Linked DNA regions of Homo sapiens: region 2 is linked to region 1. The links are chromatin contacts, found by Hi-C or POLR2A ChIA-PET in ENCODE. All regions are on one chromosome and are shown on one strand. Each heading gives the region's core, a stretch centred on a gene start or an enhancer-like site at or near the end of the contact. The rest is flanking DNA. Distances are from core to core; before and after follow the strand shown.

Region 1 (5,576 bases), core at 2,183-4,682:
TCTCACTCTGTCGCCCAGACTGGAGTGCAGTGGCGCAGTCTTGGCTCACTGCAACCTCTGCCTCCCGGGTTCAAGAGATTTTTCTCCCTCAGCCTCCCAAGTAGCTGGGACTACAGGCGCACACCACCACGCCCGGCTAATTTTTGTTTTTTTAGTAGAGACAGGGTTTCACCATGTTGCTCAGGCTGGTTGGTCTTGAACTCCTGACCTCGTGATCCACCTGCCTCGTCCTCCCAAAGTGCTGGGATTACAGGTGTGAGCCACCATGCCCAGCTTTTTATTTCTATTTTTTTGAGACAGGGTCTTGCTCTGTCGTCCAGGCTGGAGTGCCATGGCACGATCAAAGCTCACTGCAGCCTTGACCTCCTGGGCTCAAGCCATCCTCCCACCTCAGCTTCCCAAGTCACTGGAACTACAGGTGTGAACCACTATGCCTGACTAATTTTTTGGTTTTTTGTTTTTTTTTTTTTACAGAAACAGGGTCTCACCATGTTCCCTAGGCTGGTCTTGATCTCAAGCAATCCTCCTGCTTCGGCCTCCCAAAGTGCTGGGATTACAGGCGTGAGCCACCATGCCTGGCCTGGAAATCTGTTTTTTGTTGTTGTTGTTTTGTTTTGTTTTTTTAGCTCTCCAAGTTTGGGAACCAGTGGTTTAAAGGGAAGTGAAAATAAGATTTTCTCCCACCTCCCCATAGTCAGATCCTGCTGTACTTCTTTGTTGAATCTGATGTATATATGTTTCTTACACTGGTGGAAAAGAGGCCTTATCTTTACACTAAGACCATGACCTTTGCTTTATTCAGTGGATGTTATTTAATGTGACTTGCAGAAAGGTCATTTACTGCCCATTTGCAGGTCTTTTATATGGTCAGGTCCACTTCAAAGGCACCCTACAAAATATTCCATTTCTGTTTGTGTTTATCAGTGCTATCAGCTTTTACTTTATCATAAGCAAAAAGCTGCCTAAAGAAGTACTTGACTGTAGAGCAAGATTATGGGCAATGCCACCATAAATAAAACCAGTGCTTATCTGTCTGGATTGCCAATCAAGTGAAGAAGTGCATGAAGCATGTGGACGATGCATAAGAAATTCAGAGAATGGGGCCGGGCACAGTGGCTCACGCCTGTAATCCCAGCACTTTAGGAGGCGGAGGTGGGCAGATCACGAGGTCAGGAGTTCGAGACCAGCCTGGCCAACATGGTGAAACCCCGTCTCTATAAAAATACAAAAATTAGCCAGGCGTGGTGGCAGGCACCTGTAATCCCAGCTACTCGGGAGTCTCAGGCAGGAGAATCGCTTGAAACCGAAAAGGCAGAGGTTGCAGTGAGCCACGATCGTGCCACTGCACTCTAGCCTGGGCAAAAGAGTGAAACTCTGTCTCAAAAAAAAAAAAAAAAGAAAGAAATTCAGAGAACATGTAACAGTGCAATTAAGCCCTGGGGATTTGGTCCAACTGAGTGTAAGATAAATAATACCTAACTGTCCAGGCTTCTTGGAACAGATTTTTTTTCTTTCTACGATCTTTAAAACTGATTTATGAGTGAAATTGAGGTCAGCATTCCCCTTTGTGTTTCATCTGCTGATGTTACAGGGTCACAGTGACATTTTGAATTGTAAAAGGGCTGCCAGAGTTCCAGTACAGCAAATTTTCCCCTCCTAGACTTACTCTGTTTGAGAAAAAGCACCAGAGGGGGGGATGTGAAAGTGACATTTTTCAGTCAAGCTTCTCTTTTAAGTCAAGTATACAGGGTCTAACAGATGCTGTTGTCAGCTGGCAAACTGGACAGGTAATCACTAAAGAGGTCCTCCCAAGCCAGGTGTCGTGGGGCACACCTGAAGTCCCAGCTACTGGGGAGGATCTCTTGAGCCCAGGAGTTTGAGAGCAGCCTGGGCAACACCGTGAGACCTCATCTCTAAAAAGAAAAGATAAAAGGTCAAGAAATAAAGAGCTCCTCCCAGTTTCAGGGCTGTAGGCCTCCCTGGAAGCCCGGCTATACTGCTCAGGAGTGCTGGGCCTCTCAGTACATCTCTCTGCCAATCCCAAACCTCTGTTTGCATTTAGACATTCAGGTAACACTTTTCAAAATGTCTCTACTGTTTTCACAGTTGCCAAGATTCTTCCCACTCTTACAGAGATGTGTTGGAGTCTCCAGCATGCGGTAGGACTTAGTCCCTTCACTGTAATCCAGGCCTAGGGGGTTAGGAATGGGGAGCTCTATTTGCAGGATTTGGGCTTACTGTCATTTTGGTCTGTTTTAGTTGGATAAGATTGACCACAATGCACACAGACTGGACATTTGGCCAGTCCCCCACTACTACTTTGTTGTTTTGTCTAGGAGTGCTTATTCTTTTCCTTCAAACCTGAAAAATCTTAGGCTCTCATATAAGCAAGTCAGGAAAAATTAGAGAATTTCATAGCCGTTTTCTTTTTCTCCTAGGATAAGTTAGATACCTTTCCCTGGGCTCCAAATCTCAGTTTACTGTCTTTCCTTGCAAAAGACGTGTCCTCCCTACCCATGTCCCTCTCAGTGGAGGCCAGTGCCAGTGACCAAACAGCTGCCGAGCTCTTTAACTCTAATTAGTACTCCACACCCTCACATAGACCTTGCAGGAGGCCTCAACCCACCCACTCCCTCCAACGAGTTGTGACGCAGACCATCTCAAACTTCACATCCACACGTGTCACATCAACGCACGTGACACAAGTGGCCGAAATGGTTTCCTCCTTATAATTTTTGGTGAGTGACTTGGCCGTGGTTCATTCCAAGCGGAAGTGATGGCTGGTGGATATGACTTGAGGGGAATTCCTGAGGGCAAGGAAAAGGAAGAAAGGGGCCCCAGAGAAGACGAGGCACAGCTGGAGAACCCTAGGGCTGTGAACACTGCGACTGCCGCGCGGGGCAGCTGCGCCGTGTTTGCTGGAAGCCTCCGGTAGCTGCTGAAACCTTCGCTCCGGAGGTCGCCTCGGTAAACCTTGCGGATGATTCCACCACGGCGGAAAGACGAAAAGGAGGCTTCTAGGCACCCGGGACCGCCCGTGTCCCGCCCTTTTCCCCGATGAAGTCTGACGCGGCAGGTCCCTCGGCAGGGTTAATGGGACGGCCTGGTGGGGCATTGCCGGTCTTTCCCAGCCACAGACAAGCTTCGCGCCTCGATCCCCCAGCGCCCCCAGACGCTGGATGCCGAGGCCTGGTCCTTTACAGCCGCCGACGCCTCATGAGCGAAGCCAGCCAGATGCCAGCACCGCCTTCGGCCCCGCCCCGAGCCAGCCCCTCCCACATCCCCGCCCGGGGCACGCCCTCGGCCCGCCCCCATCTCCGCCCCGAACACGCCCCTAGATTGGCCCCGCCCCGTCCCCGCCCGCAACTCCGCCCCGACCGGAAGAAGCCGCGGCACCCAGCGCTTATAGGGCCGGGAATGGGGGTGCCGCCGCTGCCTAGTCAGTTCTGCGTCCGCTGAGGCTCGGTCACCGCCTCGCTGTCGTCGCGGCGCCCCCGCCCCGTCCTCTGTCCGTACCGCCCCCGGAGCCAGGGCCGAGTCCTCGCCATGCCGGCCCGGCGGCTGCTGCTGCTGCTGACGCTGCTGCTGCCCGGCCTCGGGGTGAGTGACCGGGGAGCGTGGGGTGGAGGACAGCTCGCGACGGCCGGGTCGGGGCCGGGGCAGCGTCGCGGCGCCGGGGCTGGAGTCCGAGCTGGGAGCGCGACGGCGGCGGCCAGATGCCCCGTGAGCCCAGCCGTGGGAGGCTCGGGCCGGGCGTAGGAGGCGGCACCGGGCCGGGAGAGCTTCCCTGACGGGAGTCGCGGCCCCACCGAGGCGTCGGCCGCCCGAAGAGCCTCCCAAGCCAGCGCGGCTGTCACGGGCAGCGGCTCCCCGGACCCCGCGGGCTCGGGCGCAACTTCGTGGCGTCCTGCACGGCACTTGGGGGTCCCAGAAGGCCCCGGCCTGAGGAGGCCGCCCACCTGCGGGACCCTCCTCCTCGCGGGCGGGCGCCGGCGCTGCCTGGCGGGGGCCGCGGAGGAGCCGAAAGGGCGTTGGGATCCAGGGGAAGGGTCTGTCCTGCGCTTCGAATCCTTGTTTGAACTTTTTAAAAATTCGAAAACTTTGGGGAACGAATGCAACAGGGAGTAAGGACTCTCACCCGAGAGCTGGCTTCTGCCACTTGCCCTGCCGGTTTCTTGGTACTGGGAGGCTGCAGGCTTCCTTCTGTGCACCGAGACTTCCTTGAGCAAGTGGAGCTGTGGGAATTGCACTCTTGGAAGATCCCGCATGGGTTCGAGGTGAGGCCGCTTCAGAACCTCAAATGAAAGACTGTCTCCTCGTGGGAGAGCACCTGGGGCCATCAGAAATGTCTTTTCATCTTTTTCTGGAGGAGACGAATGATAGGGCCTGGTTTACATTCATTTAACTCTTTATGACCTTCACTCAGCTGTGGATTTGGGGGCACTTTGTGGGAGACTTGGCTTTTTTTTTTCTTCTGGTTGGAAGAACCTAAATTAGCGAATGTTTTTCACAAAATGTATTGTTCAGGATGTGAGCGTGGCAAATTTGTCCGTGTTCTGTTTAATGACCTCTTTAAAGGTACTGTGTACTCTTTAATAGGGATATCATGTACCAGGTGTCCCAGTAGAGCACTGACATGTGTGTGCCTGAGTGCCAGCCACCGTGTGAACTCTTTGGAGGTTTTGCATTTTAGGTAAATAACTGTCTGTACTCTTGGAGTAACAAGAATTTGGAAACAGGAGAAGTAAATAAATAAGGTTGCCTTTTTCAAATTCAGGGTTTTTTTTTTTAAATAAAGGAAAATTTGTAGACTCTTTATAATAGAACTTGTGGAAGTTAAGTTTTTCTTTCAAATAAAAACCCCACTTTTACAACTAAGGTCAGGTTTTGAACTTGAGCACCTCACCTTGGATTGGTAACTACTGCCTGGCATCTGTTCACAAACGAAGGTATAAGCAGAATGACCAAATGTTTGACATGAATTCGATCATTTCATAACGTCAAGGGATAGGTGTATAATGGTTTCCTTTGCCACATCTTTCCTTTTGCTACTTTGTCACTGGATTCTAGTGTTTGGTTATTGAATAACTTAGGCTAAAGAGCCAAAAATAACGATTTAGCTGTAGTTGGAACTATAGTTTCAGTTCGTGTAAATATTTCCAATTTGTATTTAGAAATCCAAACTTCTCAGAGTTCATGATAAAATATTCCAGACCCTTATCAAAAGGTTATAGTTTAGCGTAACTATATTTAGGTGAAAGGTCAGGCCGGGCCCGGTGGCTCATGCCTGTAATCCCAGCACTTTGGGAGGCTGAGGTGGGTGGATCACTTGAGGTCAGGAGTTTGAGACCAGCCTGGCCAACATGGTGAAACCTTGTCTCTACTAAACATACAAAAAAAAAAAAAAAAAAAAATTAGCCGGGCGTGGTAGCGCAGGCCTGTAATCCCAGCTACTGGGGAGGCTGAGGCAGGAGAATCACCCGAACCTGGGAGGCAGAGGTTGCAGAGATGGAGTCACTGTGCTCCAGCCTGGGTGACAGAGCAAGACTCTGTCTCAAAAAAAAAAAAGAAAGGTC
Region 2 (5,576 bases), core at 1,055-3,554, 87 kb before region 1:
TTATTTTATTTTATTTTATTTTATTTTATTTGATGAGATGGAGTCTCACTCTGTTGCCCAGGCTGGAGTGCAGTGGCCCAATCTTGCCTTACTGAAACCTCCTTCTCTCAGTTTCAAGCGATTCTTGTGTCTCAGCCTCCTGAGTAGCTTGAATTACAGGCATGCGCCACCACGTCCAGCTGATTTTTGTATTTTTAGTAGAGATGAGGTTTTGCCATGTTGGCCAGGCTGGTCTCGAATTCCTGACCTCAAGGGATCCACCCACCTCAGCCTCCCAAAGTGCTGGGATTACAGGCGTGAGCCACTGTGCCTGGACTCCCTGTAGGTATTTTAAACTCATCTTGATGCATACTTGTAAAAACAAATCTATGCCTGATAATTCCATTATCTGAAGTCCTTATTTTTCTGTTATATTCTATTTCTGCTGGTCCTTAGTCTTGTTTCCTCATCTGCTTGGTTACCTTTGGTTATGTGCTTACCATTCATTGTATTTGAGAAAGTATTTCTCGGAATAACTTGAGGCTTCGGGTGAAAGTGCTTTGCTTTCGTGGGGAGAGAATTTCTTCTGCCAGGTCCCTGGAGGTATTTCTGGTCCAAGACCACCTTGGAAGAAGCTCATGGTTGAGATTCCCTGGTTCTTTCAGAGGAGGCAAACCTAGGCCTCCAGTCTAAGTGAGGCCTGGTTTGCTTCTGGTTCACCTGTTACCTAGTAGCTGTAGTCCTTTGGGGTCCCGGCTCCTTGAGGAAGAGTCTCCAGTTGGTGTTCCACGCTGGCCAGCCCTGGATGTTGACTTCTGCTCAGGAGGCTGTTAAAGTGAAAGGCTGCCGGGTGTGGTGGCTCACACCTGTAATCCCAGCACTTTGGGAGGCCAAGATTGGTGGATCACAAGGTCAGGAGTTCAAGACCAGCCTGGCCAATATGGTGAAACCCCATTTCTACTAAAAATACAAAAATTAGCCAGGTGTGGTGGCGGGCGTCTGTAGTCCCAGCTACTGGGGAGCCCGAGGCAGGAGAATCACTTGAACCTGGGAGGCGGAGGTTGCAATGAGCCGAGATTGTGCCACTGCACTCCAGGCTGGGTGACAGAGCAAGACTCTGTCTTTAAAAAAAAAAAAAAAAAAAAAAAAAAAAAAGTGAAAGTGTCCTTTGCCAGACTAGGCTAGGCCAATGCTTGAGGGCAAGGTGGCTTCTCTAGAGCTCATACCTCGGGGTTCCTGTTTTCTTTAGTTTCTGTACTGTTATTCCTTGCTCAGTTCTTGAAGCTTCAAAGCCTTTCAGACTTTTTTTTTTCTGGAGTCAGAGTCTCACTTTGTCACCCACGCTGGGGTGCAGTGCCACAGTCTCAGCTCACTGAAACCTCTGTTTCATGGATTCAAGCAATTCTTGTGCCTCAGCCTCCCTAGTAGCTGGGATTACAGGTGTGAGCCACCGTGCCCAGCCATTCAGAAATTTTTTTTCAATGTATTCATTGTTAGTTGTGTTCAGCAGAATTGTGAGCCTGATAATGGAGCCTGCCTTCCCAGACAACCAGACTCCAGACCTGTTTTTCCATGTTGCCTCTGCCACCCTCATCCATTCTGGGACGGGACGTGATTAATTTTGTGTACCACTTTGATCATGTCAGACTTTTGCTTAAACACCTCTCCAGCACGAAATCATACCTATGGGAGCCTGGCGACAACATGAGCTACAGCTCTCCTTCCCATCACAAGGCTTGGGGGGTCAGTGTTAAAACCCAAGGGCTTTGTAGTCTGCTGGAACTATGGGAAAAAGAGACTGTTGAGAAGGAAGCTTTCTTTTTTGGCCTTTCAGTTCCTGAGGGCTTGAGAGAAGCTTGTCTCTTTTTTTGAGCCTGGGTATAATTGAGTTTCAGGAGTAGAGGGCAGGAGGCTAGCCATTTTATATGGTACCAGATTGTCAGATGGATAATGAGACCTTTCATTTCTCAGTGCGGCCAGTCACATGCTGCTGGTTGAGAACTGAGGTCTTAGCTTGTAAGTGAGCTGTCCATGACGGAGCACAGAGGGCAGGTACAAAAGCTGGGACAAAGCAGGAATAAAGAGCGTGTGTGGCATGTTTGAAAAGGCACCCTGCCGGGCATCGGGCCTCAGTGTCAGGAAGCCCATGTTGTCAGTGCTGTGCCCTTGGACAAACCATGTAGTCTTCCTGGGTGTCAGTCAGGTCCTTCCTCTTGGCCTTGGCTGTCCTGCATGGCTGTGGCTGTGGGAGGGTCGGCTCAGTTGGCCTTAGCAGCCAGCCACTGGGAGGACAGAGAGAAGAGGGAACTTGAAGTGGTCCCCAGGAGGAGGCAGAGGCAGTGACCACTTGATAGGTTGTCTAGAGCCCAAACCATGGTCTCTGGTTCTAGCACACTCAATTACCCAGCAGTTTGGGGCCTGGAAGCAGCCTTTGTTTATCTAGCCTAATCCCCTCATTTTGCAGATGAGCAAACAGAAGCCTGGACATTTTCTTGTATTTAAAGAGCAGTAGTGATGCTCCGGCCTCGTGTGGCTTATTTTAGTAAAAATCTAGAGAAGTGGAACCAGGCTTTGGTTAGTGTGGGTTTGGGGGCATTTACTGTGAACCTCTGAGGCCACTGTCTGAGTGAGCCCTGGAGGACAATAACAACAGTGAGCCAGAGCCTGCCCCCATCTGGCCACCTGACACCCAGCTCTCCCTGGGGCCCACCTTCAGCTCTGTCCGCCCAGTCTGATCAGAGGTCGCTTTACCTGGCCAGTCAGGGGGCCCAAGTGTGTGGAGGATTAGGCAAGCAGGGTCCTGGTGACCTCCACACGAAAAATAACTCTGCTTCCTGAGCAGGTGCCAGCTTTTTGTTCCCTGGGGCCTGGCCTGACTGCTGAGACCGCAGGCTTCTGAACGCATTGCTGTTTTCACCCTTTGGCGCTAGGCTGGGCCTAACTTTGCCCTTAGATTCCCAGGCCTTCTTATCCTCAACTGCAGACGGGCCTCTCCACTCTTGCCTTGGTTCCTGAAGGACCGATTCACTCTGTTCAACCTCAAAATCATGCACTTTGTACTTGGACTTGTGCCCACAGTTACCTTCATTTATAGCCACCGCTGTGGGTGAAGCAGCCTCAGAACAGCAGAGCCTTACATATCATCCTTTTATGTTATGAAAGCAACTTAAATGAGTTTTTCAGCCCACTGAGAATTATCAAATACCAAACTTTTCTTTTTAAATTACCTCTATAATTTTCTTTTTAAATTGCCCTTATAAAACTAGGTGATAGTTAAATGAAAAACATATGTTGCTTCTGATATTTTTCTTCTTACTAAGCCTACAAATTCCTTAGCTTAAGATAACAGGGAAGGATTGTCCTGGACCCGAGGCTGTGTTTTTCTGGCTGCTGCCAGTTCCTGGATTTAAATTGCTTTGTTGGTGGATAGAGATCATTCCCTTTTCCTGGATTCAGGATAGGAAAGCCTGAGGGTCACAAATGAGCCTGGACAGAACTGTGTGTGAAAGTTTTTACGGTAACTTCTCTCAAATATTTGATACTGAAATTGTGTAGTTTCAGCTTGAGTCCATGTTGCAGCTGGGCCCTTGAATGTAATTCTTGTCATCCTTGGAATATTTCCTCCTTCTAGTGATCCAGGATCACTGTTTCCCAAACCCCCTTATTCCCCTACCCATTTTATGATTTCTCTTGTTGGTAATATCAGTTGCCAGCATTTTGAACCTGAATATTTAGCAGAAGGCTTAAATTAGGAGCTCTTCAAATTAAAGAAATAAGCAAGCCACATAATGTCGATTGTGGTAGATTACTTGTAAGCGTATTGTGTTGGGTTGGATACAGTCACCTGTAAACATAAACGTGTAGCGTTTTAAATTTGGAAAGGACTGTGGATCTACCTCCATTTTACAGACCAAGATACTGAGACATCGAGAGGCCCTGGCTTGTTCAAAGTCCCACAGAGTCAGCTGTAGAAAGACAAGTACTAGAAGCCCTATGTCCTGGGCCCAAGCTGGGTGCTCTTTCCACTGCCCCACGATGCCCCTTTTGTCTCAATGGCCTCCCACTGCTCCCCACACTCACCCTCTGTCCTGGAAACAGAATAGAGCCAGGTGGCTGCACACACCATGCCCATTGCCATCTTTATGCCCTTGTCCCTTCCCTCTGCCTAATCATGCTCATCCCACTACAACTCACCCATCAGTTCCAAAGACCCGTTGGATGTCCCACCTCCCACACTGGTGTCATCCTCCTCAGAACTTCTGAAGCGTGCCCTGTGTCTTGGCTCTTTTTACATGGTCTCTGTCCAGGTGTGGTCTTAATTTTTACATAGTAGGGCTAGTGCCCAGTAAATGGGCCATGAGTGAATAAAGAGAGATGACTGTACCATGTCACAAGGTGGGCGTGGCATCTTGTTTTGCTGCCCAGCTTTTCAGGCTTCTGACTTCGTTCCAGCTAAGCTCCAGAAAGAAGCAATCAGCTATTAAGCTCCAGAAGGGCAGAAAGCATAGCTTCCACATCTCTCACCACAGTCCTTGGTAGAGTTCTTGGTTGGTGGTGGGTTACAGCAGTGATACTTCATTTTCCTGACACATGAATCTTGCATTCAGTTTAAAATATGTTTGCTTTATCCTGATGCCTCAGAACGTGGCCATGTCCTCATGGCTGCCTCATGTCTTCATGGCTGCCTAAATACTCTGGTCTTATGGTACCTACCATTTGAGGAGGCCAACAGACCATGGCAATTAGTTTACAGATTTCCACATTTGGATACTTTGCTACTTACTTGCAATAGCAGGAAGTTGGGAGATGCAGGCCAAATAATTGTTAGGATTGCTGTGAAAATTGCAGTGAACGCAATACCCCTCCTGGGTTAGCTTGTTACAGCTACAAGACTCCTAGTGAAATTTTTGTTCCAAGATCCTCAAACTCAACAGGATGCTACATTTTATCCTGTTGGGCTTCTCAAGCAATGCTGGTAACATCTATTGTTCAGGTATTTTAAGGCTTAAGATAGAAAATTGTTGGTAGAAATTAACCAGTTAAAAGGGAGGAAATGATTACTCAGGTGTTGTGAAGTAAGACAGATTGTATGGCATTTATAACATTGGTTATGTAGTTTGCTCATAAAAGAGAATGCCTAACTGGAATTTAGTGAAAATTAAACCATTAAACCCAATGAAGTGAAAAACGGTGGACATCTGCCAAGTAAAAGCATAATCACCACTTAAACAGCTTCATCTGTGCTCCTATCTGCGAATGACAGCGTCTCCTGTGGAGAAACTGCTCTCTGACTTCTGGTTTTCTCACTGTTTTCACAGAGCCTGAGCCCTTGTGAAGCCGGCAATGACAAGTCTGTATGGTCGCCATGCCGAGAAAACCACTGACATGCCAAAACCATCAGCCCCTAAAGTGCACGTGCAGAGGTCCGTGTCCCGAGATACCATCGCCATTCACTTCTCGGCATCCGGCGAGGAGGAGGAGGAAGAGGAGGAGGAGTTCAGGGAGTACTTTGAGGAGGGGCTGGATGACCAAAGCATTGTAACAGGGCTGGAAGCCAAGGAAGACCTCTATCTTGAACCCCAAGTTGGCCATGACCC

The links. Hi-C counts contacts between places; a loop is a spot of excess contacts on that map. ChIA-PET counts read pairs that join two places held with the same protein, here RNA polymerase II (POLR2A). Pooled maps may share reads with other maps.
Region 2: a loop to region 1 is called in a pooled map, with 2.4 times the contacts of the local background. The contact joins the enhancer-like site here to the promoter of ERN1 in region 1. A Hi-C loop is called at or near these places in 10 of 168 maps with a recorded cell type or tissue (B cell, PC-9, breast epithelium and 7 more), 4 of 37 single-sample maps with no recorded cell type and 22 of 50 pooled maps. POLR2A ChIA-PET finds 5 or more read pairs at or near these places in 35 of 52 experiments (AG04449, AG04450, BJ and 26 more).

What each region holds. Positions count from the first base shown.
Region 1 is chr17:64,128,000-64,133,575 of GRCh38, reverse strand. ERN1 (endoplasmic reticulum to nucleus signaling 1) reads left to right here and starts at 3,432. Exons shown (of 22, transcript NM_001433.5): 1 at 3,432-3,600. The coding sequence starts at 3,547. RefSeq lists enhancers at 1,568-1,627, 2,532-2,581, 2,632-2,831 and silencers at 3,252-3,381, 3,472-3,921.
Region 2 is chr17:64,213,964-64,219,539 of GRCh38, reverse strand. TEX2 (testis expressed 2) reads left to right here. Exons shown (of 12, transcript NM_001288732.2): 2 at 5,298-5,576. The coding sequence starts at 5,323. Among named protein-coding and RNA genes, the nearest start is that of TEX2, 47 kb to the left of the region's middle. RefSeq lists enhancers at 1,667-2,498, 2,701-2,900, 2,499-3,331. Within about 2 kb of position 2,304, at least 24 of the 41 ENCODE cell types and tissues checked have a DNase peak (open chromatin) inside an H3K27ac peak, as active enhancers do; they include B cell, GM12878, endothelial cell of umbilical vein and 3 more, where a contact is called at or near this core.